4 separate regions of the Mus musculus genome follow, and all the other regions are linked to region 1. The links are chromatin loops, found by intact Hi-C in ENCODE. Cell type or tissue: heart. All regions are shown on one strand. Each heading gives the region's core, and the rest is flanking DNA. Links, peaks and the distances in the headings are about the cores only.

Region 1 (7,801 bases), core at 2,496-6,495:
GACACCATCAGCCCCAGTGAGGAGCCTTTTGCTCACGCCATGCAGATTTTTCCTCCAAAAATGAGAACATGGCCCATTTCTTACACAACTTGGATGTATAGCTAAAGACCTGAGAGGGAGGAGGGCTACAGAGCGCACAAGGTGAGAAGGGTATGCTCACATCTCTAGTCATCTTCTTGCAAGGCGGAATCTCCTGGTCACCCTGAAGACCCACCAAAGCCTGGCACTTTGGTACCTCAATTCTTCCCTCTCTGCTCTCACACATTTACATCTTTCTTTGGCCAAAGGACTGAAGTTCATGTGTAGAGACGTGAGAGGCGTCCACATCCTACTTTCTGCCTTAGCTCTGTTTAACCATCTTGTGTTTGAGCTGTGCCTTTAAAGTACTTTCCCTCACTGTTTCCTCTACTGTTCCTTCTTTCCTTCCTCTCTCCCTACACTCCTCACTCTGCTTGCCACTCGCATAGCCCACAGGCTCACCAGGACAGGTTGGATATCCTCAATCCAGAAGTCTGAAACCAGAATGCCCTTTTAAATACCAAGACTTTTGAGCACCAACGCAGCTTACAAAAGTTTCAGATCTTGGGGGGTATAGGGAAGAGCACTGGCTTTTCTTGCAGAGGACCCAGGTTTCATTCGCAGCACCCACATAACAGCTCACCACCTCCTACAGCTCCAGTTACAAGAGATCCAGGATCCTGTTCTAGCCTCCAAGGACACAGGCACATATGGGGCACGCTGACATATGGTCAGGAAAACACCCGTACACGTAACTGAAATTATCATTTTTGTTTCTAGAGATTCAGAGTCTGGAACACTTTGTATTTTGAATTTCTGAACCAGGGATGCTCAGCCAGTGAAGTCTATGCAAATGTTCTATAATTAGAAAAACTCCCAAATCTGAAATCCTTCTGGTTCCAAACCATTTCAGACGATGACACTTGGCATGTACGAGGAAAATAAACATTCAGTATTTGTGAAATTGTGTGTGAAAATGCTTTATTCACTATTTCTCATTTTGTTTTGCTTAAGACGGGGGTCTTACTATGTATAGCCTAGGCTGTCTACAACCCTACAACCATCAGGCCCAGCAGTACTATTTAAAGATGAACTGCGGGTTACACTTAAGAATATACTGCCAGGCAGTGGTGGCTCATGCCTTTAATCCCAGCACTTGGGAGGCAGAGGCAGGTGGATTTCTGAGTTCAAGGCCAGCCTGGTCTACAGAGTGAGTTCCAGGACAGCCAGGGCTACACAGAGAAACCCTGTCTCAAAAAGCCAAAAATAAAATTATATATATATATATATTAAAAAATAAGAATATACTTTAGGGGCTGGAGAGATGGCTCAGCAGTTAAGAGCACTGGCTGCTCTTCCAAAGGTCCTGAGATCAAGTCGTAGCAACCACACAGGTGGCTCACAATCATCTATAAGAGGATGTGATGCCCTCTTCTGTCATGCAGGCATACATGCAAATAGAGCATTCAACTCATATAACTAAATAACTAAATCAATACTTTAAAAAAAAGAATATACCGTGACATGCTGCAACTGCATTATAACTTTAATATGCTATGCCCGTTCCTCCAAACCCCGAGAGGCTTAGCTGACATAAGCTACGGCTCATCCATCTGGTAAGCAGGGTTTTGCCTGCAGATCAAAACTTTGTTCTTTTATAGAAAAGCTGCTAAAAATAAAATGTCTTGTAAGGAAATTAATTTTTAGACCTGCCAGGAAGAGAGATCTTTGGTTCAGCAATAAAAGGAATATTCTTTGAAGTGATGTTTTCACACACGAAACAAAGCAAAGTCACCGGCACCTTGGTGACTTAATTCGCAAATGCTAAGCAGCAGCGTGCAAGTTTATCAGTTACACACAATGAAACTCGGTAAATCCCGCGTCTGTTTCAGAGAGGAAGACATGTCAGATTGGTAAATTACCTCAGAGAAAGCTCGGATAATAACAGGCAGGAGAAAAGCAGCTGTTTTCCCTGAGCCAGTGTCAGCGCTGGCCAGAATGTCCCTTCCCAGGAGCCCCACAGGAATCATCTGCATCTGGATGGGGGTTGGCACTTCGTAGCCTGATTTCTTCAAGTTCTGATTTAAGGTCTCAGGGAAGCCACAGTGCTCGAAGTCGATAATGGGCCTGGCAACGTCTTGTCCTTGAACTGAGATTCCTAGCTGCTGTTTAAGGGTTTCAATCTGGTCCTCCTTGAGGGTCACAATAAAGGGGTGCTCTTTGTAGACATAAAAGGCATCCAGTGGGGACTCTGGCTCGGCAGCCACTCTCTGTGGGCTGCTGGGTCTTAATGATCCTTCCCCTTCCTTAACTTGTAGCAGATGCTTCGCTTTGCACTCCAAGCTACACACGTCTTCGTCCGTCTTGTCACAGATATACTCTCCATAACGACCGCAGACGACACATACAGGCTCCCCAGGCTCTGGCCACCGCTGGGTTTTAGAAAACGACTTTACAGGCTCTTCAGATGGGTGGCTGTCCTTCACACCCTCATCAGGTCCTGTGGAAGAAACCTCAGCCAACTGGCAAGAAGGACTGTTGGTGCTTGATGCATGGCCGGGCTTGTCTGCTGTGACAGCTTCCTCAGTGACTGATGTGTGGACCGGAGTATCTCTGTCTCCCTCCACCTGAAGGCCTCCTGCTTCTGGCTTGCTTTTTTTAGCTTCACCGCTTTTGAGGTCATCATTAGAACTCCTCTTGATTTTCAAAGATCTTGGAACAAACATTCTTCAACATTCTGTTGAGGAAATTGCACCATGAGATATATTTTACCCTCAATTAAGCTCCCATGTTAGCCCATACGATGTTGTGTCAGAGAATTTTACTCAGGGCAATAGTGAAGCCGTCATGTCCCTACTTAAGCCAACTTCCACTTATCAATTTCCTCTGGGGGAAGGGATACAGTCTTTTTCCTCAGACACTGCCCTATGAAACACTGCCTACGGTTCCCCACAACCTTGCTGTGCACGCCACCTGTTTCTGTTGACCCATCACTTGTACTATTATGGAGCAGGTATTATAGAAATTCTACAGCATATCCTTCAATTGCATTTTCACACAAGAAGATACTTCACAATTAAGAATCTTAAAAAAATCAAAACAACAGTTCAAAAGGGGAAAATGCAATTATATTTATATACATAAGAGTGCTCATTCTCCGTCGTTTTTTGCTAATCTTCACAACCTGGGAAAGTAGGTCACTGCAACCCTAAGTTCATATATGTATATATTTACATGATATACATATCAGGTAGCATAATCGATACATGTATATTGAATGATTGGGAATGTACTTCAGTGGTAGAGTGCTTTGCTAGCAAGTGAGAGTCTGAGTTCCACATTCCAAAGAAAAACACTGATATATACACACACACAGAAGCAGATGAAAACTCCAGCCACCTAGGAATTAAGTTTATTTATTCAAATAACAATTCCTAAGTGTTAGAAACCAAGTATTCCTGCTCTGGAGAACAAATTAGTGATTGGGGAAAGAATGTTTAACATTTTGGGACCATGAAATAAACTTAATTTTCTCAAAAACAAAACAAAACTTAAGAAATCGCTAGTACCCATTTTCTATTAAAAAAAAAAAAAACCAACAAAAAACATGGCACCCAAACCGCCTGAAGCTTCTGAGGAGCGGGAATGGGTGGGGCGCTCGGGGCGGCAGAGCCGACAACCTCCTCCTCCGGCTCCAGGCAACGCCCGCATCCCGCGCATTCCCGCCCTCCCCACCCGCCCGCGGGCCCGCGCTCCAGGCACGCGCACGTCACGAGGACCCCGGCGAGCGGCGTGACTTAGTCCGCAGCCGCCGTCCAGCACGCAGGTTACGCCGGAGCACAGGAGCGGGAGCCGGAGGCCCGAGGCCCGAGCTGCCAGGGCGGCGCACGCTCACCCGCGCGGACCGGGCCGCGTCCGTTCCCGCTCGGGCCGCTCCGGTCCAGGCGCAGGGCCGAGTTTCCGGCCGAGTAGCCGGGAAGCTCCGCAATCCCAGCCAGGGTTTGAGGGCCCCGCGCCTGCGCACAGCGGGAGGCGGAGCTTCATCTGGCCACGCCCTCGCGGTGACGCGCTGCGGAGGGCGGTGCACAGGGTAGCGGGCAGATGTGGGAATCCTTTTGGAAGGCTCTAGCATGGAGTAGGCTGGTGAGAAAGGATTGCCAGGAAGGGCGGGGCCCTCCACGCTTAGAAAGTGGGAAGTTTGAGTGGGCCAGGAAAACCTCCTGTCAGATACTGAGAATAACTCGAGAATCCGAGCAACTTGATATGGCGTAGTTAATATGCCAAATATTCATAGATGCAGCACTCCGCCCCGCGCTGTGTAAACCAAAACTAAAACCAACCTTCAAAGTCTCCCTAGTTCCAACGGGTGGCCTTCACTTTGCCAACTTCTGGAACAGCCTGACAGGTCCCAGGACTTGCACTTCTGTTGGGGTGGGGAGGAAGTTGGACAGGAGAAGCAGGGAAATAGAGGTGAGGTTTTGGGTGTTATTTTTTTTTGAAAGATACATTTCGACCCAATATTTGATGCATACAAAATTAATTTACCAGCTACGTTAAGTGTGAAAATACTAATAAAACAAAACTCTGACTTTTATGTTGGCATTAGTAAATTAATAAACGCTAAAGCATTTCTGTATCGGATTCTACTTGCTTCGTTATGGTGTGTGGGTGTGTGTTCAGCTTGCCATTTTTGGTAGATACATTTGGCTGACAATGTTTTGTTTACCTTTTGAGCGTTATAAAAATAATGCATACCATATATATTTATGTATGTGTAGCCTTCCAGTATTTGCTTTAAAAAAAAGATTTATTTTATTTATATGAGTGCACTGTAGCAGTCTTCAGACACACCAGAAGAGGGCGTCAGATCTCATTACAGATGGTTGTGAGACACCATGTGGTTGCTGGGATTTGGACTCAGGACCTCTGGAAGAGCAGTCAGTGCTCCTAACCGCTGAGCCACCTCTCCAGCCCCAGTATTTCCTCTATTAACTTTTTTTTCTATGATTCACTGAAATGTACTATAGAAATTAACTTTACTGGTCAGATAAATGGGATACTGTTCCTGTCAAGACTGTACTTAGTTTCATAACACATGTGAATATGGGATCACGTTACATCCTTTGTCTATAGGACATACAGTAAATGTGTGCATTTTTCTGAGTTTGAAGGTTATAAACTTGCACTCTTACCTGAGTTTGCTGACATGTAATTTGCCTATTCCCAATATAAATAAATACTTTTGAACTTAATGTATATTCATAACTTTATTATTTTTTCTTATTTTGGTCTTCTAAGAAAGGGTCTCATGTCTGGCGTTAGACTCATTATGTACCAGAGTATGGCCCTGAACTTCTGATCTTCCGCTTCCACCTTCCAAGTGCTGGAGTTAACTGGCATGTGCCACATGGCCAGATTGTATCTTTTTATTTAAGTCTCTTCCAATCATATAAACTCCTGCCCCTACAAAGCCAGGCCACACCCCTGGTAATTGTAAACAAGGCCCCCAGATCACTGTCGTTGCCTCCAATAGAGAATCCCCTTTGTCCCTCGGAGGTGCACTGTAAGGTCAGAGGATTTAGAGGTGTTCAGCTTTGACTTTCTCTCTAAAATTTTTTAAAATTGTATTTGTTACTTGCAGATGAAGGTCAGAGCACAACGTTGGGAAGCCAGTTCTCTCTGCCTCGGTGAGGCAGCATCTCTTGTTCCTGCTATGTTGTGCATTCCACATAGATCAGTGCCTCATTCTGCCATCATCAGATAAAGTTTTCTCCAGAGAGAGCGAGACAGAGACAGAGACTCAATCTCCATCAAACCCCTCTTCTCAGGGTTCAGAGAGCCAGGGAGAAGAGACAGAAAGATTGTAAGAACCAGAGATGACCCTAGGAAAACAGTGTCTTCCAGACACAACAGCACTGACACACATATATGAACTCCTAGAAATAGGATGCTCAGGGCCTGAATAGGTTCAAGACAGATGGAGTCCTAGAACAGAGAAGCAAGAAGACATGAGCTCCTATTCCTAAGAAGCTGTCTCCAACTGATACCTGCTTGCAAAGAAAAAAATAACTTTCTCCACTGGAGTCTCACAGGGTGTACAAGCCAGCCACCCTTAACAGCCATCCCATGCCCAGCAGTGGATGACCAGATCAATGGTATTTTTGTAGACATTTTGTCTCATATTACTTTGTTTCTGCATTTTATGTCTAACTAGTCTTTTGCTTATATATTACAGTTTCTAGTTTTGTGTTATTATAGGTTTTGGGTTTTGTGTGTCTGTGTTCCCTTTTTTCTTTCTTTTTTAAAAATTCTGGTTTGTTTGCCTATTTGTTTCTGAAAAGAAAGAGAGAAAGAAAGGGATATGGTTGGTGGGTGGGGAGTTGGGAAGGATCTGGGAGGATCTGAGAGAGGGGAGACCAAGATCACAGTATATGGTATGAAAAATTATTTTCAATAAAAATAATAATTCTTATTTTATGTTTTGTTTATAGGTATTTTATTTGCGTGTATGTCTGTAAACCATATGTATACAGTGCCCACAGAGGCCAGAAGAGGATGTTAGAACCCCTACAACTGGAGTTACAGAAGGTTGTGAGCTACCATGTGGGTGCTGGGAATGGAACGTGGGCCTTGAAGAGGAGCCAGTGTTCTTAATCACTGAAACATCTTCTCCAGCCCCTATGTTTTCAGTTTTAAAGTTGACTTTGAAAAGAATCAGACTCTGAAAAGTTTTGACGAATGAAGCATCCATGTTCCTCACATGGGCTCAGTTCGTATGCTTGGAACAGGATTTGTGTTGTTGAACAGTGTGAGAATACATTATAGCATCCAAAGGCAAAGCTGTTCTTTCACGTATCCACAGAACAATGCTCAAATTTAGGTAATTTAACATTGAAGCAATACTATGGCTGTGATTCAGTCTCTATTTAAAATTTGCCAGTTGTAGTCCAAGGCAGACTCTCCCTCCCCAGCCCAGGCTGGATTGAAACTCTAAACACTGGGATGCCAGGCCTGTTTCTCCACTCTGGGTTCTCTTCCTGCTTCCTTTATGGAGTCTTTTGATGAGTAAAACTTAACAAGTTTAATGTACTTAGGTTTGTCTGTCTCTTCTTCTGTAGCTAGCAACTTTGATGTCCAAAAAGCCTTGCATATCCTAAAATGAAGATTTCTTTTCTTAGGATTTTTGGGAAGTTTTGGTTTTCTTGTTTATAGTTAAATCATGGCTCCACGTTGGAATTAGTTTGTGTTTGCTATGAAGTAAGGATCGACTTCTTGATTAGAATGGAGAGGATTTGGACTTCAGTTGGCAAGAAGGTAGTTGTCTGAATAGTAGTTATTAACTAGGATCTTTTTTCAAATGACTGTCAATGTTACATCTGGGATGTATCAATGTTTCAAAATGCACTAGAATGTTTCAGGGCTCATTATTCTCCTCTAGGTCATCTCTCCCGATGCCATTACCACCCTGTCTTATTACTATAGCATTATTACAGGTTTTGCTAGCTGGAAGAACATGTTCCCCCACTTTGACTTTCTCTAGGAGTTTCTTAATTATCTTTAATTAATCTTCAGTACAGCTCTTAGAATCAGTTTGTCCTTTTTCAGTGCCTCAATGTGATGATGGTGTTTGGAAACACAGTATTTCTATAGAATGGTGAATGTTGAAAAATGATGGCTAGGTCTGACAGCACACCACCATGATCCCAGCACTCAGGAGGGTAAAGCGCAGGGCAGGGGTCAAGAATTTGAGGCCAAGCTGTGGAGGAGGAAGAAGAGGAGGAGG
Region 2 (7,801 bases), core at 3,306-7,305, 100 kb after region 1:
CATTCATAGAACCGCTGGCTGGCAAGCAGGTGCCCAGAACTTGGCCTGCCTCTGTTCCCCTTGAGCTGGGATTACAGATCCCTGTGACTGTGCCCAGCTTTTTACTCTTAAAAATTGTTATTTTGTTATTTCATGTATGTGGGTGTTTCTCCTGCTTGTATATCTGCACCATATGCATACGTGTTTCCCATAGACCAGGAGAGTTCTGTATGCCCTCTTTTTTTAACTTAAAAAATTGTTTAAAAAGGTAAGATCCCTAGTAGATTTCATCTTATTCCTATAGAATGAAGCTAAAGTAAAGTTTCTCCGCAGTCGTCCCACCCCGCTGAGTAACCCCGAACTGCTTTTACGCAGAACCCCTTCTGTGAAGACAGGGCCTGCGGGTCCTGATTATCACCATGTTCTTAGAGCCTAGCCAAGGAGATGCAAAATCAGCAAACATTTGATATATTAGTGAGTTTTTAAGAATTAAATACATTTGGCAAGATCATATCACTTTTCCAACAAACAAACAAAAGGATGCAGTCTTGCTGTGCTCTGTTAGGCTTGGGCTCAGAGCTCAAAGGTTTCTGGTTTGCTGAGGTAAAGGATTAGAGCCCCTGTCTTTGTTAGGGTTTCTGTTCTTGTGAAGAGATGCTATGACCACAGCAACTCCTATAAAAGAAAACATTTAATTGGGGCTGGCTTACAAGTTTATAGTTTAGACAGTTACTGTCATGGCAGAAAGCATGGTAGTGTGAAGATGTGGTGCTGGACAAGGAGCTGAGAGTTCTACATCTGCATTGGCAGGCAGCACTGAGAGTAAGATGCTGGGCATGGCCTGGGCTTTTAAAACCTCAAAGCCTACCCCTAGTGACAAGCTTCCTCTAAGAAAGCCACACCCACTCCAACAAGGCCACATTTTTTAACCCTTTCAGTGCCACTCCCTGTGCACCTGTTGGGCCATTTTCATTCAGACCTCAACAGCTCCCTGTTGCTGTTTGTCTCTGTAGCTCTGAAGTCAGTGTCTAGTGATCCTTCAGGCCTCCTTTGCACACAGAGCTCTTGGGAGACAAGCCTCTCTACTTGCTAGGCTATTAGGAGACAGCCACAGTGATGTCACAGTGTCACTCCATCTTGTCTTCTGATAAAGCTGATGCCACACAGCCACCTGGAAAAGATTATGGGGCAAGCTTCCCCTCAGAGTTTCTGCAGGTTCACGCAGCTTTCTCGGGTGCTGATTTTGAGATAATAAAAAACAGTTTAGTGTACCTTTGGAACTTGTTTTAGATTTTGAAGTTTGAGGCACAGTTTTTGGCTTAGAAGCAAGTATTCTTGGAAAACTTACAAATTTGGAAAACTATAAAAAACAGACATTTAGAAATACAACATACATAACTGGTTGCAATGCAGTAGGCATGCCATCTTGTGCAGGGAGAGAACGTGGGTGCCATTTTCCGCTGAGGGCCCAGGTAGCAGCAGTTAGCTGAGCAGCGCTGGACGCTCCTGAGCTGCTGTGTGTACGCTGTCATAAACAGAAGCCTGTTCAGCTCATTTGAGTATATTCTTGAAAACACACTCTCTTCACTTAAGCTGCGACTTGTTAAATGCAATTTACTCTCAGGAGCTTTTAATGGAGCCCCTGGCTCATGGTCTTGATGGTTAGTTTTTCCTGTTAACATGTTAACATATCTGATTGGTTCATTGGAATTTCATTAATTCCTTAAAGTCTTAATTATTAAATGATTAAAACTAAGTCTAAAGAGTATTTTTAGATTTTATTTCTTACTTAGACTGTATTCCTCTATAATAAGCTTCTGTCAACATTGCAAACATAAAACCAAACTGACTGTAAACCTATAAAAATGTTCCTTGAGAAACTTTTAGATTACTTTGAGATATTTTTTATTTGAAATTTTATGATGAGAAATTAAATGTTTATTCACATTTGAAAAATTGTTCTGAATCAATACATAGTACCTGTACATATTTGTGGGATAAGCATGCCATTTCGATATATAAACACAATGTATAATTACAGGTTCATAGTAATTGCATACCTGTTGCTCCAGACATTCGTCATTCCTTTATGGTAGGAAAATTAACATCCCTTTCCTGACTCCCCTGCCCCCCCCACACACACACACACATACACACACTTCTTTTTTAGTATGTGTGTGTAATGTGTGTGTTCATATCTGTATATATGTGGGTGAGTACCAGAGGATGCGTTTACATGTGGAGGCCTGAGGTGGATAGGAATCGCCACTCTTCCACTGTCTTCAATAAGGCAGATCTCTCAGTTAAACCCAGAGATCTCTGGGCTGGCCTTATAGATTGCTTGCTCTGGGGATTTTTTCTGTTCCTACTTTCTAAGGCTAGAATTATAGACATGCATCCACAACCATCTGTCATTTTCATGGGTTCTTGTGATCCTAACTCGATTAAGAATTTAACAATCCCCTTCTACTAGCTGTCTAGAAATACTCATAGTCAATCAGTTAGTTCATTGTGCTATAGAACATGGAGTTTTTCCTTTTATCCACATGAGCCTCTGTCCCCAGTAGATCTCTTCTATTTTCCCTCCCGACATTCCTCCTAGGCTCTGATAGTCATTCTGTGTGCTACACTTTATTGTTTTATTTTTTGGAGTGACAGGTCTCTAGCCCAGGCTGATACTATCCTGTATCAGTTTGTCCAGAGAGTCTTGCAGTCTGTAATGCAAACCATTCACCTTTGTTATTCTCTGTCAAAATTGTTATTTCAGTTTCTTTACATTTCCCTATACACTCAAAACAGCTTTTCACACAGGCACACAGCTAGCCCCCACTTGTACACTAAAGAAAAACCAACAAAGAATAATACTGTCTGTAGGACTTTTGAATATGTCCTTTCTTTTTGCAGTTTGCTAAGAAGTTTGTGTATATGAATCATAAGTAAATGGTTTTTTTTTCAAGTGTTTTTCCTTTTGTTGAGATGATCACGTGGGTTTCTTTACTTATCTTGTTAATAGGTGAACTGTTTTTCAAATATTAACAATCTTAGATGTTACCTTGTCTGGTCCTGATATGTTAGCCTCCCTTCCATACATACACACACATGTATACACATGCACACACACACACAAACACATACACACATATGTGAATAATTCCATTCATTCATTCAGTGGGGGTGGCAGGGAGGGAGAAAGAGAGATGGTGAGAGAGAGAGGAGAGAGGTTGCAGTGTCCCTTTGTGGCTCTTCAGTGGCAGTAGTTCTAGTGGAAGTGTGTGTATATGTGTGAGAAAGCTCTCTCAACCTTATCCCTTCCTTCCTTCCTCCTTTATCTCCTTACACTTGTTTTTGTTTATTAGGGCTTGACAGAAATGACACCATTATGACTGACAACTTTCACCTTTCCTTCTTTTGGTGAAGAATCACTGATCAATAATTTTGATTGAGCCTTGGTGCTGAGCTGTTCTATTAAATGGCTCACATTCAGGGGAAGTGATTTTTGAGTAGACACCAGCAGCAAAACTCCCTCCGATCATGTTCAGGAAGCAGGAGGGTTCAGGAGTAGTAGTTTACAGATTGGGTCTGCCCGGCGTTCACTGTTCCGTCCAGTGGTTTTCCTTTCCCATAGACATCCACTGTCACCTGCAGGGCTGGGCCAGCATGGCTTTTAGTGGCTTTACTTCTGCAGAGTTTTGAGAGGGAATAGGGATGCAAACGTTTAAAAGGAACTAATGTTAACAAAAAGAAAGACTAGTAAGAGTATGTCTTAGTCAGGGTCTCTATTCCTGCACAAACATCATAACCAAGAAGCACTTGGGGAGGAAAGGGTTTATTCAGCTTACTATGCACATTGCTGTTCGTCACTAAAGGAAGTCAGGACTGGAACTCAAGCAGGTCAGGAAGCAGGAGCTGATGCAGAGGCCATGGAGGGATGTTCTTTACTGGCTTGCTTCCCCTGGCTTGCTCAGCCTGCTCTCTTATAGAACCAAGACTGCAAGCCCAGGGATGGTCCCACCCACAAGGGGCCCTCCCACCTTGATCACTAATTGAGAAAATGCCTTACAGTTGGATCTCATGGAGGCATTTCCTCAACTGAAGCTCCTTTCTCTTTGATAACTCCAGCTGTGTCAAGTTGACACAAAACTAGCCGGTACAGAGCATAACAAAGCAACTTTCTTACTGGCTTTGGGTCATGAGTCTCAGTGTGTATGGGCAACTAGGTGAGCCTGGTTGCATCTGTTTAGCCCACTTCCTTACTGAAGTTTATTCAGATGCAGTATGTAGTATTGGGACACAGATATTTTCTATTTAGCCACTATGTAGTCTGGATCAGTTTGTCTTCTAGTACCCATGCCTATATGGAACCAGAGTGTTTAAAGTAGAGGGTGAGAGACCATCTATACAGAGTGAACAAACTGTTCCATTGAGATTGTTACTAAAGTTGCGTAGTGGACTAAAGGATGCCTTGAGCTGAGTTGGATAGCTGCTCACTCTAGCTATTGGTTGTGAAGCAAGTGTTTGCGAGTACTTTGTATAGTTCTTCCTGAATTTGATTGTGAAAATACATTCAGCAGGGAAGAGAATGGATAATAAAAGGAGTAGTTTGAATAAATTCTGATAAAAGCCTAGTAATTGACAAGACTAGTCAGTTATTTTCATAGTATACACCCACTTGTGATTGACAGCCCCATGCCTGCAAACTTTAGGAATTGTCAGGTAATCTTTCACATATTCACATCAGTGAAAGGTCTGCAGTATGCCTTGAGAGCATGCTACCTCATAGGTCTCTGTGGATAAGATGGGCGGTCACCTGTAAACATCTAAGTTACTTCTAGGTCAGAAAGGCCTAATTCACACATTGGAGGTACGTTATTAAATTAAAAGGGAAAATTGTTAAGAGGACACAAAGGAATTGGGGGAGGTGAGGCTGCATCGGGGAGGAGGTGGGGAGAAATAGGATCAAAATACATTGTTTGAGGTTCTGAGCGTTAATACAAATGTGTGCTTTAAAGAAGACATTTCAGAACTCTAACCCCGAGGAAGTTAGCTAAAATTGTCTAGCAGTTTTAAAGCACTTTCATCAAAGCAGCTTTATAGATTTTTGGGAAAAACAGTTGTGAATGGTTTGGACATTGAATGACCCCAAGAGGTCTGTGTGTTAAAAGTGATCCCTAAGGTGACAGTGTTGAGAGGGGTTTTCAAGTCATTGGGAGGGAACAGTAAAACTCCAGTAGCCTCCTCCACTCTCCTGCCATGAGGGTGAGGGTGCTCTGTCACAGCTCCTGCCATGACTTGCTGCCAGTGCCATAGGCCAATGGTGGACCAAAACCTTCAGAACTGTGAGCCAAAGAAAACCCTTTCTTCTCGGACAGCAACTGTCTTGGGTGCTCATTAAAGTAATAAATTGTCAGGACAGTCAGCCATGTAATCAGAGGGATAATGGAAAGACTTTGGTGGTGACCCGAGCCTGTAATCCTGGCATTCTGGAGGCATCCTCAGTACTAGGCCAGCCTGGGATACTCAACAAGACCCATCTCACAAAATGAAACACAAATAGACTAAAAAAAAAACAAATAAATTCAAGAAAAAAATTTAGTTCTTCATTAAGTAATGAAAGTTAAAGCCTAGTAAAAAGATATCACAAATCATAAGAACTTACTTCAGCAAATGCTTGTTTTCCTAGGCTCATTGCCAAAGGTAAAGGCGATCCTTTTCAGAGCGATTGCTTCTCTACGGGGAACCATGTAGCCGTGTAGACAACCTGGGTCTCCTCCTGGAGAGAGAGGCACTTGGGTTTAATTAAACACTGGACTGTATGTCCGAGGTTATGAACACATAACATACTATAAAAGTATAGTATTTTATTTGTAGCTCCCAAGCTTGTCTTCTTTGCAGAGTTTAAGAAGCCAGGCATACTTGGCAAATGTACTCCTAAGTATATTTTCCACTGACGTTTCAGTGTTTTAGCTTATTTAGAAATGATTCAAATATCTTATGAGTCACCTACATAACATACAATGAAAACAGCTTAATGTTTAAAGGATTCGTTTATTTGAGAGTGACCGCTCTTATAGTTAGACCTGAGACCCTCTCTGCTCACACAGTCTGCTGGCATCCATCTGTCCATCTATCCTGTCAGAGGAAACTAGTGTCATCTCACATAAGGAACAAGTGTTTGTCCTAAGCAAGGTCTGAGTGACTAAGGCCTAAGAACATAGACTCGGGTTGCCATAACTAACATGTTTTATTGTGGAAATAGTTTCATGAAATTTATTCCTATAAAACAAAAAAGAAGTCATAAATCGCAGCATTTACCATGTATAGTAGGTAGACAGGTAATAGCAAAATGGGGGAAAGTTTTAGTTATCTAAACACATTGTTAGCTTGTGAGTTAGTTTCATGTATAACTACAAGGTGGTTTTCTCCAACAAAGAGAAAGGAAGGTTAGAAAAGGAGCTAATGACAGTCCAAAATAATTTGGCTCCAGATTTGTAGCATTATAACTTCTCACAATTACAGATTTGTTAGTCATCGTTGTAGAATTTTCCACAGGAGTGTGGCTTTTTTCCCCCTGAGAGTTTACAGTTCATTTTTATTCTGACACCTTCTATAACCTCTAACACTTTTCTTTTAAAATTAGCTTAGATTAATTGTACAAAGCAGTGGGTTTTCATTATGACATTCTCTATTCTTACATACATATAATGTACTTAGATCAGCTTCCCCAAGCCATCCCGTCACCCTACCCTCCCCTGTCTACATTCTAATGGTTCCCTTTTTACTGTTTATGTTTCCAGTTTTCTTACAAATGACAATTCATTCTTTATGCTTGAATAAAATGTGTGTGTGTGTACATTTTTCTTGATCCATTGGTTCGCCCCAGGCCAGTTCTGTAATGTGACTGTTGTGAGTAGGTATGACAGCACCTCCATAGGAAAGTGACTCTTGAGTCTTTTTGGTATACCCCAAAGTGGTGTGGGATCTAGTTTTCATTGTTGAGGAACCTTCTGTGGCGGTTTGAGTGAGAATGGTGCCTGTAGGCTTGTGCTTGGTCCACATTGAGTGGGACTCTCTGGGAAAACTTTGGAGGTGCCACTGAGGGTGGGCTTTGATGTTTCCAAAGCCAGCCAGGTCCAGCCAGTCTCACTCTTGTTTATTCTTCCTGCCTATGTATCAGGATGTGAGCTCTCAACTACTGCTCTGGTGCCATGCCTGCTTGTCTGCTACCACACTCTCCTCCATGTGGTCATGGACTCTCCCTCTGAAATTATAAGCAAGCCCCCAAGAAAATGCTTTCTGCTATGAGTTGCCTTGGTAATAGTGTCTCTTCACAGCAATAGAATAGTAACTGAGATATCTCCAAACTGAATTTTTATAGTAGCTAGAACTAGTTCACATTCTTACCAATGTGGTATGAGTTCCCTCCTTCCACACACCCTCCATGGCCTTGCTACACTTGATTTTTGATGTTACTTATCCTGCCTTGGATGAAATGGACTATTGCTGTACCTTGATTTTCATTTTCCTAATGGCTAAAGATGTTGGACACATTTTCATGTATGTATGTGCTATTCATACTTATTAATTTTAAAAGTGTATGGTTCATTAGCCCATTTGTTGAGTGAATTATTTGCTCCTTTGATGTGTAACTTTTTTGAGATGCTTATTATATTCTGGCTATTAACAGTCTGTTAGGCGAGTGTCTAGCAAAGACCTCCTGCTCTGTGTGCTCTCTTCTCTTCACTCTAGCAGTTTATTTCTTTGCTATACGGAAATACGGAAGCTTTTTAATTTGACGCACTCATGTCTTTGAACTCCTGCTTTT
Region 3 (7,801 bases), core at 2,225-6,224, 69 kb after region 1:
ACACACTAGAACTGTTGTCAAGATTAATGAGGTAATTCTTGTAAAAGTTTGTTAGTTCTTTAGATGAGAGCCACAGCTGCATCTAGAGATGATGCATGGCAGATGCCTCTGTCTCACACTGGCTTCTCAGAGGCAGTTAAACAGCCAACTAAACCCATTAATATCATCGATTAGCTAAGAATTCCCTCACATCCCTTTACTTGGTTAGTGTGTGTGTGTGTGTGTGTGTGTGTGTGTGTGTGTGTGTGCTTGTGGTAGAACCTAGGAGCCTGTGCATATTGAGTGATCTACCACTGAGTTGTATCTCTAATCCCTATTCTTTTTTTTTCTTTTAATAAAAATTGTATTTACTTAGAAGCATTCAGAATGTCAACAAAACAGCCCCATTTTTTTTTCAACTACAGAGTGGTATTCAGTTAACAGAATCCCTATTCTTAACCTAGATGATCCAGTTTATTTATAACCTAGCTCCTAAATTTCAACAACCTAAGGTCTTCTAGTGACTTAAGCCTTCCCAGTGGTTTCATCTACCTAATGGGGATAGTAGGGCTGTGATGAGATTAAATAAGTTAATGTACGTAGAGCCCAGTCTGGTGCATCCACGTGCCCAGTAGCTGCTTCTCTGTAACTATGAACGGATATATGGATCTGATTGAGATCTCTCTCTCTCTCTCTCTCTCTCTCTCTCTCTCTCTCATGATTTAAAATATTTCTCCCTCTCCTCTCTGTCTCTCTCTGTCTCTTTGACTCTTCCTCTCCCCTCCTTCTTGCCCTCTCCCACCCTCTCCTTTCTTTTTGAAGAGAAAGATCTTGTGTGACCCTGGCTGGTCTTAACCTCATACCTCTCCCAGGATAGTCTTGAACACCTGATCTTCCTATCTACACTTCCCAAGGGCTGGGATTCCTGCTGTGCTCCCCCAGATCCAATGCTGAAGGTCAAATCCAGAGCTTCTTATGTGCTAGGAAGTCAACTGAGTGAGACTACAGTGAGGTTTTCTGTGGGGTAAATAACAAGGCTGTTAACCTCTGGTGACACAGACCTGGCAATGAAGAAAGCCAGGCTGTTAGATCCTACAGGCTCCATGTTTCCATTAAGAATTTGGTGTCAGCCAGGTGGTGGTGGTGCATGCCTTTAGATCCAGCACTCAAGAAGCAAAGGCAGGGGAAATCTCTGTGAGTTCGAGGCCAGTCTGGCCTACAGAGTGAGTGCCGGAATAGGCAGAGCCACACAGAGAAACCCTGTCTTGAATAACCAAAACAAGCAAACAAAAAATTTTGGTGTCATTGTCTCCTCCTTGTTTTCTTTCTTTTCCTTTTTGTTTTTCTTGTTTCTGAGATGGGTCTCATGTAGCTCAGGCTGGTCTTGTACTTGTTATGTAGCCTAGGATGGTATTGAACTCCTGGTCTTTCTGTCTTAATCTCCTAAGTGCAGTGCTGGAATTGTGAGCCTGTGCCAGCGTGCCCAGTTTAGGAAGCCGCTTCTTCAGCTGTCTTGTTCAATATGGACTCCTCAGCACTTGGGAGCTCCATCAGTAGGGGCTGATGAGTGAATGAATACACTTCTACATCTATTCAAAGACAGAGCTTGATGATGACTACAAGGAAAGAAGTCTGCTTGGCGTTTCAGGATTTCCAGGAAACTGGGAAGGGAGCAAGATAGAGAAGGGAGCTGTGTGTGCATGGGAATCAGAGCCTAGGAGGACTGACACCCCAGACCTGGAGGTAAAAAGCAGAAGGCATCTGTGCAGCTGGAAGAGCAGGCCCAAAGAATCGCCTGGCTTTGGTTTTTGCTTCAAACAAAGTCAGTTGTCTTCAGAAGGTAGAGGAGAACATTTCTTCTCGACAGCGATAGTCCACAGAGACTTCTAGCCTTAAAAGGGATCATTCTGAAGGTGTCACAAAGAACACCCTATTAGAGTGTCTGCCGCCCTGAAAATGAATCCTCCCTCTTTGTACTCAGGGTGTTTCCCTGTTAATAACAGGCTCCAACTATGACCCCAAGTTGTTTCACAGCCTCCCTCAGAGTAAAAGCTGCTCATTGTTCCCAAGCTGCCCTCCCTCCTCATTGCTAAACACACTCCTTCCCAATTGGGGTCATAGTAATGCTATCCTCACTAAAGCTTCACCGTTGTGTCGTCCTATCAAGGGACAAGCCAGAGCAACTGCCTTTGTCTCTTCTCTTCCTCATGTAGTCTATTGAGGTTGAAACAGTTTTCAATGAGATTTGACACATATTTGTGGAGAATGCTGCCTGAGCACAGTGCTGGGCTAGAGCACAGGTAACACAAAGCCTGATTGCTGCCTTCGAGAATCTTGCATTTGCTTGTGGATTCACATAACAGACATAATATTTCAGTATCACTTTCTAATTTTTCTAGCCCATAGATTTCTCTTAACTTGGTATGTATGTGCTGGAATCCTGTTGAAGTTGGATTCAAGAACATTATATTGGACAGCAGTCTCTAAGACATCTTCCAAGTATCCCTACCCATATATTTTTGCTGTGATTATTTTTTTTGTCTTTTACAGCATGTACCATATTTATGATATGTTCTCTTTATTTGTATATGTGCTAGCCCCTATTCAGAGAGGGAGCAGGAACCCAGAAGAGTACCCAAGGAGTGGAGACAGAAGACCTGGGTTTGAGTTTGAAGCCAGACTCCAATACAAATGGAAGGAGAAATCTTGGTCACGGCACCTGGTCTCTATGATCCTCAGTCCTACATCTAGAACAGGAAGACAATTAGTGCTTAGTTCATCAAATAAATATGGAAACTAGTTACCATTTGAATGTGCTTTGACAAACCAGTTAATACATTAATTTTTCAAAGGGGCTTGCCCATGAGAAAAACCCTATTAATATTAATTGAATTACTAAAAAAATATGCCAATCACCCAATGGCATATTATTTCTAGTGCCTTTTTTCCTGCTTGGCATTGTTAGTGGGGCTTATCTGTAATGCCTTATTGGGTTCAAGGAGGAGTGTTTCTGGGGATTAAACAGAAATCAAAAGGGAGGGGCTTGCTCCTGGAGCTGCCCTTTTCGATAGTAGGGATCAAAACGCCTCCCCTCATGTTTCATATGTCTCCCATCTTAACGGCTGATGATAATAGGGAGGCCCTAGTCGTACAAAGTAAGATAGTTCTGGGTTCAGACTGTGACTATGCCTTTACTATATCTGCAATTTAAGAGGCTTTTCTGACTCTTAGCTCTCTCATCTGTAAAATGAAAACCACCCAGGATTACATAAATTAAAATCAGATGTGTTAAAACAAGAAGTGGGGAATTAGAAAGTTAACCAAACTCGGTGTTAACTACAGTAACATTCTCCCTTTGACCCTAGACATTGATAGAGCAACTACTGTGAGGTTTAGCATCATATAGGTGTCAGAGACAAGGCAAGTCAGCTTGAAAGCTAAAGACAGTTGGTGGTTGGAATGCAGTGTGACAAGTTATGACATAAAGGACATACATTGCTCTGGAATCAGTTCTGCACGGGAAGTTGGCAGTATCAGGGAAGGCTTTCTGGAGGGAGTGACTACTGTGGACAGAGACCACAGAGACAGGCAGCGCACAGCTCTGAGAAAGCATACCCATGTGGGGGAACGGAGAGAGTTCTGGCAAGACGAACTGCGACAAATCATAATTGTGGATGTTCTTTGTGGAAGGGTTTATGTTTCTTTCTACGAGGAAACAGAAGGTACCAAAAAACCGGATCCTTCACTTAGAAAACTTAAGTGGGGAGTATCAAGTTAAAACGTCATGACGTGAAATGTATACAGCTTTGGAGAGTTTAAACCTGACCTTCAACCCTGGTTAAACCCCATGGGTGACTTAAGTTACTGCATCCCTCCATAATTTCGTGGTCAACCAGCTGTATCACCTCTCTCAGGGTTACTGCAAGGATTAAATGGGTGTGCAAGGCAAATTCTCAGCAATACGCGTGTGACATAAGCAGCATTTGAAACAAATATCAATTCTCTTGGCTGAACCACGTGTAGCGGGAGGAGAAAAGCCTCTCCTCTCCCTTTCTTTCCTTCCCTCGTCCAGCAGTGTCGGCGGCAGCAGCCCAAAGCTGCGGATGTACAGAACGTCCAATCCAGCGGGCACTGTGCTGATTAATGGATAGGGGCGCGGAGCCCATCGCGGGCGGCAGCGAGGCTGGGCATGCTCAGTGCGCATGGCGGCGCAAGACAGCGGCGGGGGCGGGGCCGGGCGCGCCAGGCGCATGCTCAGTGTTCCCATCTGCTCTTTCCATCCAGTGCCGCAGCCGGAAAACCGCAGCGACGGCGGCGGCGGCGGCTGAAGGGGAGCGAGGCGTCCGGCCACGGGAGGGGTAGCGGAAAATACGAGGACAAGCCCGATAAGGCAGGAGCCGAGGGCCCGTGATTTGATTTGCGGCCTCCCCCAGGCCGCTGCCTTGGCCCTGAGCTGCGCCGAGGAGGCGGGCGGCGGCGATCGGAGCGCCGGAGAAGCGCCGGGCCGCGGGCGGCTCGCGCGCTGCAGCGATTCTGACGTTTTCCGCGGCGGGTCCCGCGGCCCGAGGGGCGGCCGTGAGTGAGGCGGGGCGTGCGCGCTCCGCCATGGCGGGGACACTGTCCGCGACGTGATCGTCCAGGCTGCCCCCGCCCGAGCATTCCGGGCCCTCTCAGCCGCCACCCTCCTGCGAGCCCGTGTGACTAAACGGAGACAAAGGGGAGGCGGAGGGGCAGACCCGGGCCGGAGCGAGCGCGGCCGGGTGCCGCCTCACGTCTATGCCCGGGGCCGCGGCGGCTCCCGCGGGCGGCGGACTCGCGACGAGCACAGCTGAGCTTTTCCGTGCCCGGCGCCCGGGAGGGCCGCGACCGGCGCGGACGATCTGAACTCCTCTCTCCGCCACACCATGTGAAGGCCGTCGTCCCTCCATCCCAACCAGCCGCCGTGAAAGATGGGGGATGCTGCAGACCCGCGGGAGATGAGAAGGACGTTCATTGTTCCAGCCATCAAACCCTTTGACCACTATGACTTCTCCAGGGCCAAAATCGCCTGCAATCTGGCCTGGCTGGTGGCCAAAGCCTTTGGGACAGGTAAGTGGTGTCGTCCCTTTCCTCTTCCTCCCGATGCTGTCCACATCCCAGTTTTTGTTCCTGATTCCAGCCCCCTCCCCCATGTGTATCTTCCGGTACAGGTTTAGGGAGATGACGGGAGACGAGCTCTAGGAGAAAGAAAGAAGGCAGGTTTGGTCTTAAATGAGGTGCCCTTGACTGACGCGGGAGGGGTTGACCGGGTTCCTTTTATTGAATAGCGTGTGTCTAAATTCCGCGAGCAAATTATCGTGTTTTCCCAAAATGGCTCTAATGTGTGGTGTTTTCCTTATTATCTTGCATACGTTTCCCTTTCGGTCATAATTGTGGTTACCATACCAAGAAATCTGAGCTTATTACTGGAAGAAGGTGGGGTACTATATTGATCTTGACATTTGTAATGGTGGTTGCTAGTCAGGCTATGTAGGATGAAAGGTGGTCAGTGTTGAAGTGCAGTATCTTTTGTAGGCGTTCCTTACTCCTCTCACAGCCTTTCATACACATTCCAAATTCTCGTTAAGCCACCCATTAAAACCACTTTTAGTTTTCTGACTGGATAGTGCTTTTTCACTTAATGTCACTGAGGCATATTTCCTTTTCCAAATGTATTTTGACGTCATAAAATCAGATAAACAACCCCTCCTTCCTTTGAATTTTTCTTTTTTGAAGTAGAAGTGGTTTTTTGGGGGGGCTTGGGGCAGGGATGTGTTGTTGACATAGAAATCCTGTAGTACAGCAGTAATTAAACACTCTCTCTCTGACCCAGCCTTCGCAGAATAACAGGAAAGGGACCTCCTGCTGTAATTCCTCAGCTCTTGCTTTAGGAGCCCTTGTTGTGGAATGCTTTAAAAAAAATAGAGAAGTTCCTTCATGCTTGCAAAATTGTCTCTGGGTTGTTTGTGGGGGATGACTGATTTCTTGTTTTAGGACTGTGAAAATATGTGGCTAAGTGGTTTAATCCAGCTTTATTGTTTAACTGTATACATAGGCAAGTGTTTACAGAGCTTGTATATCTAGGCTAAAGACTAGATGAATTCCCCCCCCCCCCCCGTCAGTAAAAGTATTTGTAGTCATTTAGAAGAAATTTTTATGTTTATGTCTGTCTTAATTTTATTTTCCTATACTTTGATAGAGAGCTGACATCAGGAATGAATGGTTTTTTGAACTAGCTTAAATTTTAAATGGAAAACAATAATAGGAAGCACAGATAATACTTTTTAAAATTTCGATATGAAGAATTAGGATAGCAGTATCCTAACTATCCATTTGGAGAACAACTGGGGCGCTCTAAGTATCTAGAGAACAGGGAAATTGACACGGTTTCCTGTGTGGAAGCTGGAAGACAGAGGAGCCCAAAGGCATTTTCTTACCATCTGAGACGGAGAGGGCGCTTAAAGTGCAGAGGTGAATGTATTGCTGTTCATTCTCACAGAGGCTTCTGAGCAGAAACGCCCTGCTTTCTGGATGTGTGTCAGGCTGGTCACTGGAGTCTGGTGTGCTTGAACACACTTGAGAAGAAAGAAAGTAAAGGTGTGTACTGTCAGTGGGATCCGACTTCTTCCAGGCCCTCTGTGGCCCTTGGCATTGTTTTAAGTTAGGATCCACTCTGATGGCAGTGTGCTTTGCATTAAAGCAGGAGGGAGCCAGGGCAGCAATTGGCCTGGAGAAAAGATCTAAGTAAGTCCTCAAGAGAGTGACTTACAAATTGAAACAGTCTTTAAAATGGCTGTGTGTGTGTGTGTGTGTGTGTGTGCATGTGTGTGTGCGTGTGTGCGCGCGCGCGTCTGTTTTCTGAGAGGGTCTCACTTGTGTGTTCAGCTGACCTGGTACTTGATATAAAGTCCAAACTGGCCTCAAACTCAAAGCAATCCTCTGCCTTAGTGCTAGGATTAGAAATGTATGCCACCATGTTCCACGTTTGCTTTGCTTTACTGATAGTCTTTTTTTTTTTTTTAAATGATTTACTTTTATTTTATGTGTATTGGTGTTTTGCCTTGTATGTGTGTCTGAGGGAGGGTGTGGGATCTCCTGGACCGGACGGTACAGTTGTGAGCTGCCATGTGGATGCTGTGAATTGAGCCCTGGTCCTCTGTGAGAGTAGTCAGTGTTCTTAACCACTGAGCATTCCCTCCAGCACCCTTTGGCAATCTTTAAAACATGTAACATAAACTTACGTATTATTTACATAGAGTAAATAGAAAAAAAGGTTAAGCTTTTTTAAAATATATTTTTTGATGGATTTTTATTTGCCACATACACACAACAAAGTTAATAAACAAGTATTTCAAATTGTTTTATTCAAAATGTTAACCCAGCTTTTTAGGATAATGTTGTTGTTAGAAATAGTTTGTTGTCTTATGTATTATTTATATATTCTGTGTGCGTGCGAGTGTGTCCGTGCTCCTTCTTCCTCACGCATGAGAGGACAACTTGCTGGAGTTGGTTCTCTCTTTCCCATGTGGATTCCAGGGCTAAGACTCATGTTGTTAGTCTTGGTGGCAAGGGCTTATACATTGAGCAGTCTTACGGGTCCCTTTCTAACTTGATACACAAAAAATTATCAGTTTTAGAGCTGTATGTTGGAAAAGCAATTTATAATGGTTAACGCACAGTCAATTGTGGGCAAAGAATAAATTAATTTAATTGTAACTCCAACAAGACACTAGCATCGTGATACCTAGAAAGCAGATATGAGGTATTTGTGTGAGTAATATTCTTGTTCTGAAAAATATTCCAA
Region 4 (7,801 bases), core at 125-4,124, 110 kb after region 1:
AGGATCATGCACCATTCCTACAGGGATGTTTGATCTCTTCCTCTCCTGGTTCCATCCCTCTTATTTGTTTCTTGACTGACATACTGCTTTGGCTAAGCTTTCAGTTATTTCAGGGAATAATAAGCTTTCAGGTTTTCCTCATTAGTTCTGATCTGGCTGTCACTCTGTCCTCCACACCTGTATTATGTGGAAGTGTGACCCTTCTAGCTTAGCTTCGTTGTTGTCATAAAGGGATGTTGAATTTTGTCAAAAGACTTCCTTTTGCATCTATTGAGATGATTATGCGGTTTCTGCTCCTGTCTGTCTGTGTGCTGTTTATTGGCTGCACATATTGAACCATTGTATTTCTCATTTTTAAAAAATCAGCTGGTCATGGCATAATGTCTTTTAAAAATATGTCCTAACAGTGTCTTAGTTAGGGTTTCATTACTATGAAGAGACACCATGACCATGGGAACCCGTATAAAGGAAAACATTTAATTGGGGCTGGCTGACAGTTCAGAGAGTCCATGATTGTTATGGTGAAAAGTATGGTGGTGCACAGGCAGACATGGTGCTGGAGAGGGAGCTGAGAGTTCTACATCTGGGTTGGCAGGCAGCAGGAAGAGAGTGTCTCTGAGCCTGGCTTGAGCATCTGAAGCCTCAAAGCCCTACCCCAGTGACACATTTCTAACAAGGCCACACCTCCTGATAGTGCCATTCCTGTAGTGGGGGCTGTTTTCATTCAGATCACCACAAGCACTATTCTTGATATGTACTACATTACTTGTTTTTCAGTCCTGGAGATTGAATCCAGGGCCTCGGTCATACTAAGCAAGTGTACGCTGAACGACATCCCTGGGCTTTTTGAGACAGGGCTCTGTGTAGCTCAGTCTAGCTTTGAACCTGCACTGCTCTTCATCTGTGCTCTGGGATGTGCGGTGCATCTCACCTTTCTCAGCAAGTCCTTTAGTGTTTGGTGTACAAACTATGCTACACTGCTCCCACTACCTGATTGGCAGCTTAGGGCATCGGAGCACAATAGCACTAGGGATTTGTTGGAGCTCATTTAATTAACCTAGGATTTAAGACCAGAAATTTTATCATCTTTTGATGACGTTGGTCATATTTAGAAAAGATGCTTTTTAAACTTACTGCCTTTTAAACTACATGCTGTATTAATTTGACTGCTGGTACACAGTTTCTTTATATGTCTATCTAGAATAGCCACATTAAACATTTTTCATTTACCATTTAAGGTTAAGTATGAACCATGATAGCAAACCTTTAATATATGTGAAGTATTAATTACAAATTGGGATTAACTCTTTAAAAGAAAGTCTATATGTGCCATTTCAGTAGAATGACTCAAGTACTTCCTGTTTATAATCTAAGCCTTAGTTTCCTCCTCTGCCCCTTTAAAGGGCTTGGGCTTAGTAGGTATAGGCACTGTATGGGATTGAGACCAGTGTTGATGTTAGGAATTTCTCTCTTAGTTATGTAGCCTTGACACTTCTTACAACACTTAGAAACTCTTCATTTCTGACTTTTCAAGGATATGTGTTATGCATGTGTATGGCACAAGTAAGTATGTGGGTGTTTGTACTCGTGAGTGTAAGTCTGGAAACCAGAGGACACACTCTACCATATTCCCTAGAGACAGGGTCTTTTACTGAACTGGAAGCAAGCTAGCTGTTCCAGACAGGACCTGCCTGTCTCCATTCTCCCAATGCTGGGGTTTTTGGGTGTGTGGTCATGTCTAGCTTCTTACGTGGGTGATGTGGATTCAAATTCAGATCCCTGTGCATACACACCAACAGCTCTTACTCACTGGACTGTCTCTCCAGCCCCAAAGCTCTTCATTTCTCACACATAATGTGTAACTTATTTTTGCCTAGACTCTTACTAGTTGAAGGTAATAAAAATCCACTCCTTGTAATGCAGCTACAGAGCCTGCTGTTGGCCTTTGGGTGATACTTCAGCTTTCACCAAAATCAAGAACTGTGGAGCCCAGCATCCTTTTCCCTTTTAGTAAGATGCACGTGGAGCTTGCCTGAGTTTGTTGGGTTTTGGTTTTTTGAGACAGGGTTTCTCTGTATAGCCCTGGCTGTCCTGGAACTCACTCTGTAGACCAGGCTGGCCTCAAACTCAGAAATCCGCCTGCCTCTGCCTCCCAAGTGCTGGGATTAAAGGCGTGCGCCACCACTGCCTAGCATCTGAGTTTGTTTTTGTTTTTCATAACCAGTATTTTTTGCTCTTACTCCTAAATACTGTATTTCACTCTGCCACCTAGTGTCCCCAGGAGGGAACTTGGCTTATTCTGTAGTGCTGGGAGTCTACTGGAAGTCTAGGTTGGCATTGAGTCTGTAAGAATGGTGTGTGGTTGTGTTCTGCCTGCTTTGCCTGCCTGTTGTGTAACTACAGATCCATTACATAGGGTTTTTTTTCCCCTGTAAAATACTTATAGTAGTGCTTAATTCAAAGGCTGTTATATTAAATGAGTTTACTGAGACTCCAGAAAGCAGTAAACAGTACGAGCTGAACAGAGCATGGTTTGGAACAGCGCTAACTGTTGGTATCAGTCTGACTAATGTGTTTAGATAACAAACTAAGTGTCCTTTACTTGAGACCATAAAAGCTCTACTTTTGGCCTTGAGGGTTTTTTTAAAATGTGATCTTTTCTTTGTCATATATATATATGTATACTTTGTGTTACATTATTCATAACTTACCCCACCTCATAAAGTAAAAGTATGAAAAATGCTGTTTCTTCTTAGTTTCTTCTATCAGGGAATTGGACTGTTTTTTTTTTGTTTTTTTTTTTAAAGATTTATTTATTTATTTATTACATGTAAGTACACTGTAACTGTCCCCAGACCCTCCAGAAGAGGGAGTCAGATCTCATTACGGATGGTTGTGAGCCCGGAATTGGACTGTTTTAAAACTACTTAAGGGTGCTGGAGAGATGGCTCAGCGGTTAAGAGCACTGACTGCTCTTCCAGAGGTCCTGAGTTCAAATCCCAGCAACCACATGGTGGCTCATAACCATCTGTAAAGGAATCTGGTGTTTCTGAAGACAGCTACAGTGTACTAATACAAATAAAATAAATAAATTTAAAAAAACTACTTAAGTAATTATACTTTGTGTTTAGTATCCCAACTCTTGACATAAACTGTAGATTTAATGTGTGGTTTTGCATGCTGTATAAGGTAATTTTATTCATTGGTTTTCATTTCCCATTTCATATATATGACATATTAATATAGAGAACATTATTGCATGTTTTATTTTTTACTAGTTTTATTATATACATTTCATATACTGTAAAGTAGCCAAATCTAACCACAATTACTCATTGTGGGACATTTATATTTCACTTTTGATATAAAATGCTAAAGTGATTTCTTTTTGGAGTTAACAACGTTGTACCCAGTATATGATGAACTCTTTACAAATGAATGAGAAAGATAATGTCCCAAAGGAAAAAACACACAAAAGATATAATGGGCATTCTTGAAGACGAAATGCAGATAGTTGCTAACCATATAAAAGCATGCCCAGCAACAATCAGATAATTATAGAGTCAGACAAGTGGGAGAGTTTCTTAGCCTTTCATGTAGATGGAGAAAGTAAATATTAAAAATGTAGAAATATGATGATAACATTCTTAGTGGGATGTAAGTCTGGTGTAACTTTTCTACCAGAACATAAACAGATTGGACCCAGTAGCCCCACTGGAAGTAATTATCCCATAGAGGACAGTGCTGCAGCACTGTTTGTAAAGCCAAAGATAAGAGACATTGTGAGCATGATACTCAGCTAGTATATATTAACCTTAATTTTTTAAGAATACAAACCGAACCGAAGGCACCACTGGGAAGTAGAAGAGTCCTCATTTATATGCTTTTGTAGTATTGGTAGTTTTAAAAACCATCATATAACAGATTCATATATTTAAAAAAAGAAGGATAAAAAGGCCTATGGAATTGCTGGAAGTCCTTGCCATAGGGAGTTAGTTAGATGAGAAAGAATTTGGAAGCAAGAGAATCAGTTACACATTTTTTATTTATGTTGTTGCTTATTCAGAAGTGGAACTTTGTAGTCTGAATTGAAGGTGTACTTTTAAAGTTCGAACTTTAAAATTATACTACATGGGTTTGAAAATGAGGGTTATCAGAGATGATGCTGGGGTTTGTAAACTTCATTGCAGGTGATACACGAGTGATTGATTATAATGTTAAAGAGAGAAAAGAGGAGAAGAGGCTTTGAATAGATACTGAGCATCTTAACATAGATCTTCAGTGAGTAATCAAATGAGTCTGGTCCTGTTGGTTTTCTTAGCATGCTTTGTGCTATCTTAACACCTGTCTGTAGTCTGGCTTTACTATTGTTTTTAAGAAAATGCTAATATTTTACAATGAAGCAATTTCTAAGTGTAACCTTGAAATTGTTTGTGCTTTTCTATTTTCAGAGTGCACATTTGGCTATGATTGATACTCTAATGATGGCTTACACTGTAGAGATGATCAGCATAGAAAAAGTAATTGCATGTGCTCAACAGTATTCAGCTTTTTTTCAAGCCACAGATCTGCCCTATGATATTGAGGATGCTGTCATGTACTGGATGAATAAGGTAGGCATGTACTTGATTGGATATGGTTCTAAGAACAGAAAACTGAAATCCTTGGTTGCACATTGTTCCTGTCTGGCTCTTTGTCTTAAATCAAAGTATAAGCTAAAGTTGTGCGATTTACTTGAAATATTTTACTTTTAAAAATATAAAAGCTGAACACGGTGGTGGCTCAGATCTGTACCCTCATCGCCTGTGAGGCTGAAGTGGGAGAGTCATTGAGTTCAAGGCCGGATTGGGCCGTACTGAGACCTGGTCTTAAATGAAAGTGTTGCAATGATAAAGCAGTTCTATATATCTACGAGTATCTGTAGTTTTACTTATTCTTAATAATGGCTACTCAGGGCTAATCAAGCTTGTATCAGATTATTACAAAACTCAGGGCACTGCACTCACAATAGGCCACATAGTGAGCAGGAACTACTCTTGGCTGGCATAATTCTCACACATTTCGGATTGGGAGAGTCTTAGATTTGTTTAACCAAATTAGACAAAATCATATTGATCGTGGATTCATTTTCTTGGAGATTTTTATGGTCTGTGCTTTGAACTGGTTACGTTCTTAATTTATTGCTCTCCTTGTTTTTTGAGTATTTAATTCTTCTTGACCCACATCCATGCATTCTGTTTTGAGGTAAGGTCTCACTGTGTGCACCTAACTGACCTGAAGTTTGTAGAGATCCTCTTGCCCCTGTCTCCCAGGTGCTGGGATTACAGGCTTGTGCCACCAGATGCAGGTGGCTCTACTTTCATTCAGTTGTCATTGCAGAGAAAATTAAACTACATCTGTGGACAGGCACTGAACAAATGTGAAATCACATCTTGAGATGTCTGGGCTTCCTTTGCTTGCATGAGCTTGTCATAGGCTAGACTGGGCTGGAGAGGTAGATGGCTTAGGACGTACAACACTTGCTGCATAAACATCAATCCACAGCTCAGATCTTCTGAAGCTGCAAAGAACTGGCAGCTTAGTTGTAGTCTCAATGCTTGGAAGCAGTGACGGGTCCTGTGAGGTCCTGAGTACTGTGGCCGTATCACACCCAGACGGCAGCATTTCACAGCGGTCTTGCCCTCTTCCAGCTCTTGTTTCTGTCCCACTTTCTGAGATGTTCCCTGAACCTTTTGGGGCAGGGAGTTAAAGAGATGTTCCATTTAGGGATGAACACACAACAATCACTTATTAACTCCAGTCTCTGCTTCAATGCTGCCCACACAGAAAGGAGCATCTCTGACCAAGGTGGAAATCAGCATAAACCTGTGAGAATAAACCTAAGTATTTAAAAGGCAGTTTGACAGGTGACCTGCCAGGCAGGTATGCCCACGGGTGCAATAGTGGCATGGCAGTCATGGGGCTGACAGAACCTCTCATGGATCGGATTTGATGCCTACTCATAGGAGGAGGGAATTCATGCCTGTAATGTAAACTTTGGCCAGTGCCTGTGGCTGGGGTGGCCGTATGCCTAAGTGGAAGCACTACTGCCTCAGTAAATGCTCCTGGAGGAGGAGAAAATTAACTCCAGCACCACAGGGAGCCCACCCATGGCGTGCACATGGCCAATGATATTGAACACCTTCAAAAATGTCTATAACCATTTATACTTCTTCTTTTGAGAACTCTGTAGTTCCATAGCCCCCTCTCTCAAGCCCCGCTGGTAATGTGGACAGCTGTTGGATTTCCTCAAAAGCTTTTTCGGAACCTGTGGAGATGACCATGTAATTCAGTCCTTGAGTCCATTTATGTAATTCATAACATTTATTAATTTACCTATATTGATCCATCTACGTATCTCTGGAATAAAGCCATCTTGATCATAGTTATGATCTTTTTTAATGTTCTTGAGCTGAGTTTGCAAATATTTTGTTGAGAATTTTTGTAACTATATTCATCAGGAGTTTGGTTTGTAATTTTCTTTTCTGTTGTTGTATCTGTTGTCTGTTTTGAATGTCAGAGTAATATTAGCTTTGTAAAAAGAGTTTAGCCGTGTTTCTTCCTTTTCTGTTTTATGGAGTAGTTTGAGAAGTATTAAGTTTGCTTCTTTTCTGAGACTCTGATAAGTATCAACAGTGAATCCATCTGGGCCTGGACTATATATATATTTTTTAATCTGAGATATTTTTCACTGCTGCTTCAGCCTCACCACTGTTAGCTCTTTTATAATTGTTTATCTCATTCTGATTTGATTTTGGTAGGTCATGTGCACCTAGAAATTCATCCATTTATTTTAGATTTCAGTTTAATGAGAACATGGTTTTAGATAAGACCTAAGGGTTTTCTGAATTCCATTGGCATCTGTTACAATGTCTCCCTTTTCATCTCTAGTTTTATTAATTTGTGTCTTCTCTTCCTCTTGGTTAGTTTGGCTGAGTTTGTCTTGTTTATCCTTCCAATGACCAACTCTGCGCTTCCTTGATCTTTGTTCTTTTTGTTTGGTGTTTTCATTTCTTTCCTCCTGCGCTGATATTACTGGTATCTGCCCAAATACTGAGTTAGCATGTGGCTTGTCTTTCTTTTTCCAGAGATTTAAGGAATATCATTAAGACATTTATTTGTGATCTCTCTGACTTGGAGACATAAATCACCCCCCCCACTCCCCCCCCCCCCCCACCGACTGCGGTCACTGCTTTCTGTAGATTTGGGTATGTTTAATTCATTGTCATTTGGTTCTAGGCTTTTTTTCCCCTTGGTTTCTTTTAGGTCTCCTTCCTCAGTCAGTTCTGTTTGGCTTAATCTCTCCATGAGCTCTAGGGGCTGTAGGGCTCATAGCCTTAGTACATTGTGATAAGGTAGAATACAAGAAATTATTTCAGTTTTCAGATATTTGTTGATTTGTTCTCTGTCCTGATGTATGATGCATTTTAAAAGAAAATCCCATGGACTGCTAGAAAAATATATATACTTTGCCACGTATGCATGGAATATTCTGAATATACATCTCAAATCCATGTGATCTGTGGAACATCATTCAGATGTTTCTTTTTGCCAAGATAACCTGTCTGTTGGTGAAAGTAGGTACTGAAGTCAACCACTGCTGTGCTGAGTTAATTTGTGGCTTTTCATTCATCTACTAATATTTGTTTTATGAAATTGCATGCACCTATGTAACTTCCTCTTGTTTCTTTAACCAGTTTGAAGTGACCCCCCCTCAAAAAAAGTTTTGGTTTGAATTCTGTTTTGTCAAAATCAGCAGCAC

The links. Peaks named below come from ENCODE experiments on the same cell type or tissue, not always from the same donor. Only the 100,000 strongest peaks of a DNase experiment are listed, where the experiment ranks them.
Region 2: a loop joins it to region 1, with 1.8 times the contacts of the local background. A loop is called at or near these places in 3 of 42 quality-filtered maps.
Region 3: a loop joins it to region 1, with 5 times the contacts of the local background. A loop is called at or near these places in 18 of 42 quality-filtered maps.
Region 4: it touches region 1 in a loop (2.2-fold over the local background); 3 of 42 quality-filtered maps call a loop at or near these places.

The regions. Positions count from the first base shown.
Region 1 is chr1:136,411,536-136,419,336 of GRCm38, reverse strand. It overlaps Ddx59 (DEAD box helicase 59), which reads right to left and starts at 4,066. Exons shown (of 8, transcript NM_026500.3): 1 at 3,914-4,066; 2 at 1,941-2,755. The coding sequence starts at 2,744. It overlaps 9230116N13Rik (RIKEN cDNA 9230116N13 gene), which reads left to right and starts at 3,818. Exons shown (of 3, transcript NR_024328.1): 1 at 3,818-4,488; 2 at 5,660-6,173; 3 at 6,510-7,421. In heart, for the core only: a CTCF peak has its summit at 4,873 (motif pointing right); a DNase peak (open chromatin) is centred at 4,066; H3K4me3 peaks cover 1,424 bases; H3K27ac peaks cover 1,367 bases.
Region 2 is chr1:136,309,591-136,317,391 of GRCm38, reverse strand. The region is part of intron 2 of Camsap2 (calmodulin regulated spectrin-associated protein family, member 2); the gene reads left to right. Among named protein-coding and RNA genes, the nearest start is that of Camsap2, 33 kb to the left of the region's middle. In heart, for the core only: no CTCF peak of the experiment used is centred there; no DNase peak of the experiment used is centred there.
Region 3 is chr1:136,342,565-136,350,365 of GRCm38, reverse strand. It overlaps Camsap2 (calmodulin regulated spectrin-associated protein family, member 2), which reads left to right and starts at 4,262. Exons shown (of 18, transcript NM_001347109.1): 1 at 4,262-5,067. The coding sequence starts at 4,929. In heart, for the core only: a CTCF peak has its summit at 4,143; a DNase peak (open chromatin) is centred at 4,245; H3K4me3 peaks cover 2,869 bases; H3K27ac peaks cover 2,423 bases.
Region 4 is chr1:136,301,107-136,308,907 of GRCm38, reverse strand. Camsap2 (calmodulin regulated spectrin-associated protein family, member 2) reads left to right here. Exons shown (of 18, transcript NM_001347109.1): 3 at 4,452-4,613. Among named protein-coding and RNA genes, the nearest start is that of Camsap2, 41 kb to the left of the region's middle. In heart, for the core only: a CTCF peak has its summit at 2,272 (motif pointing left); no DNase peak of the experiment used is centred there.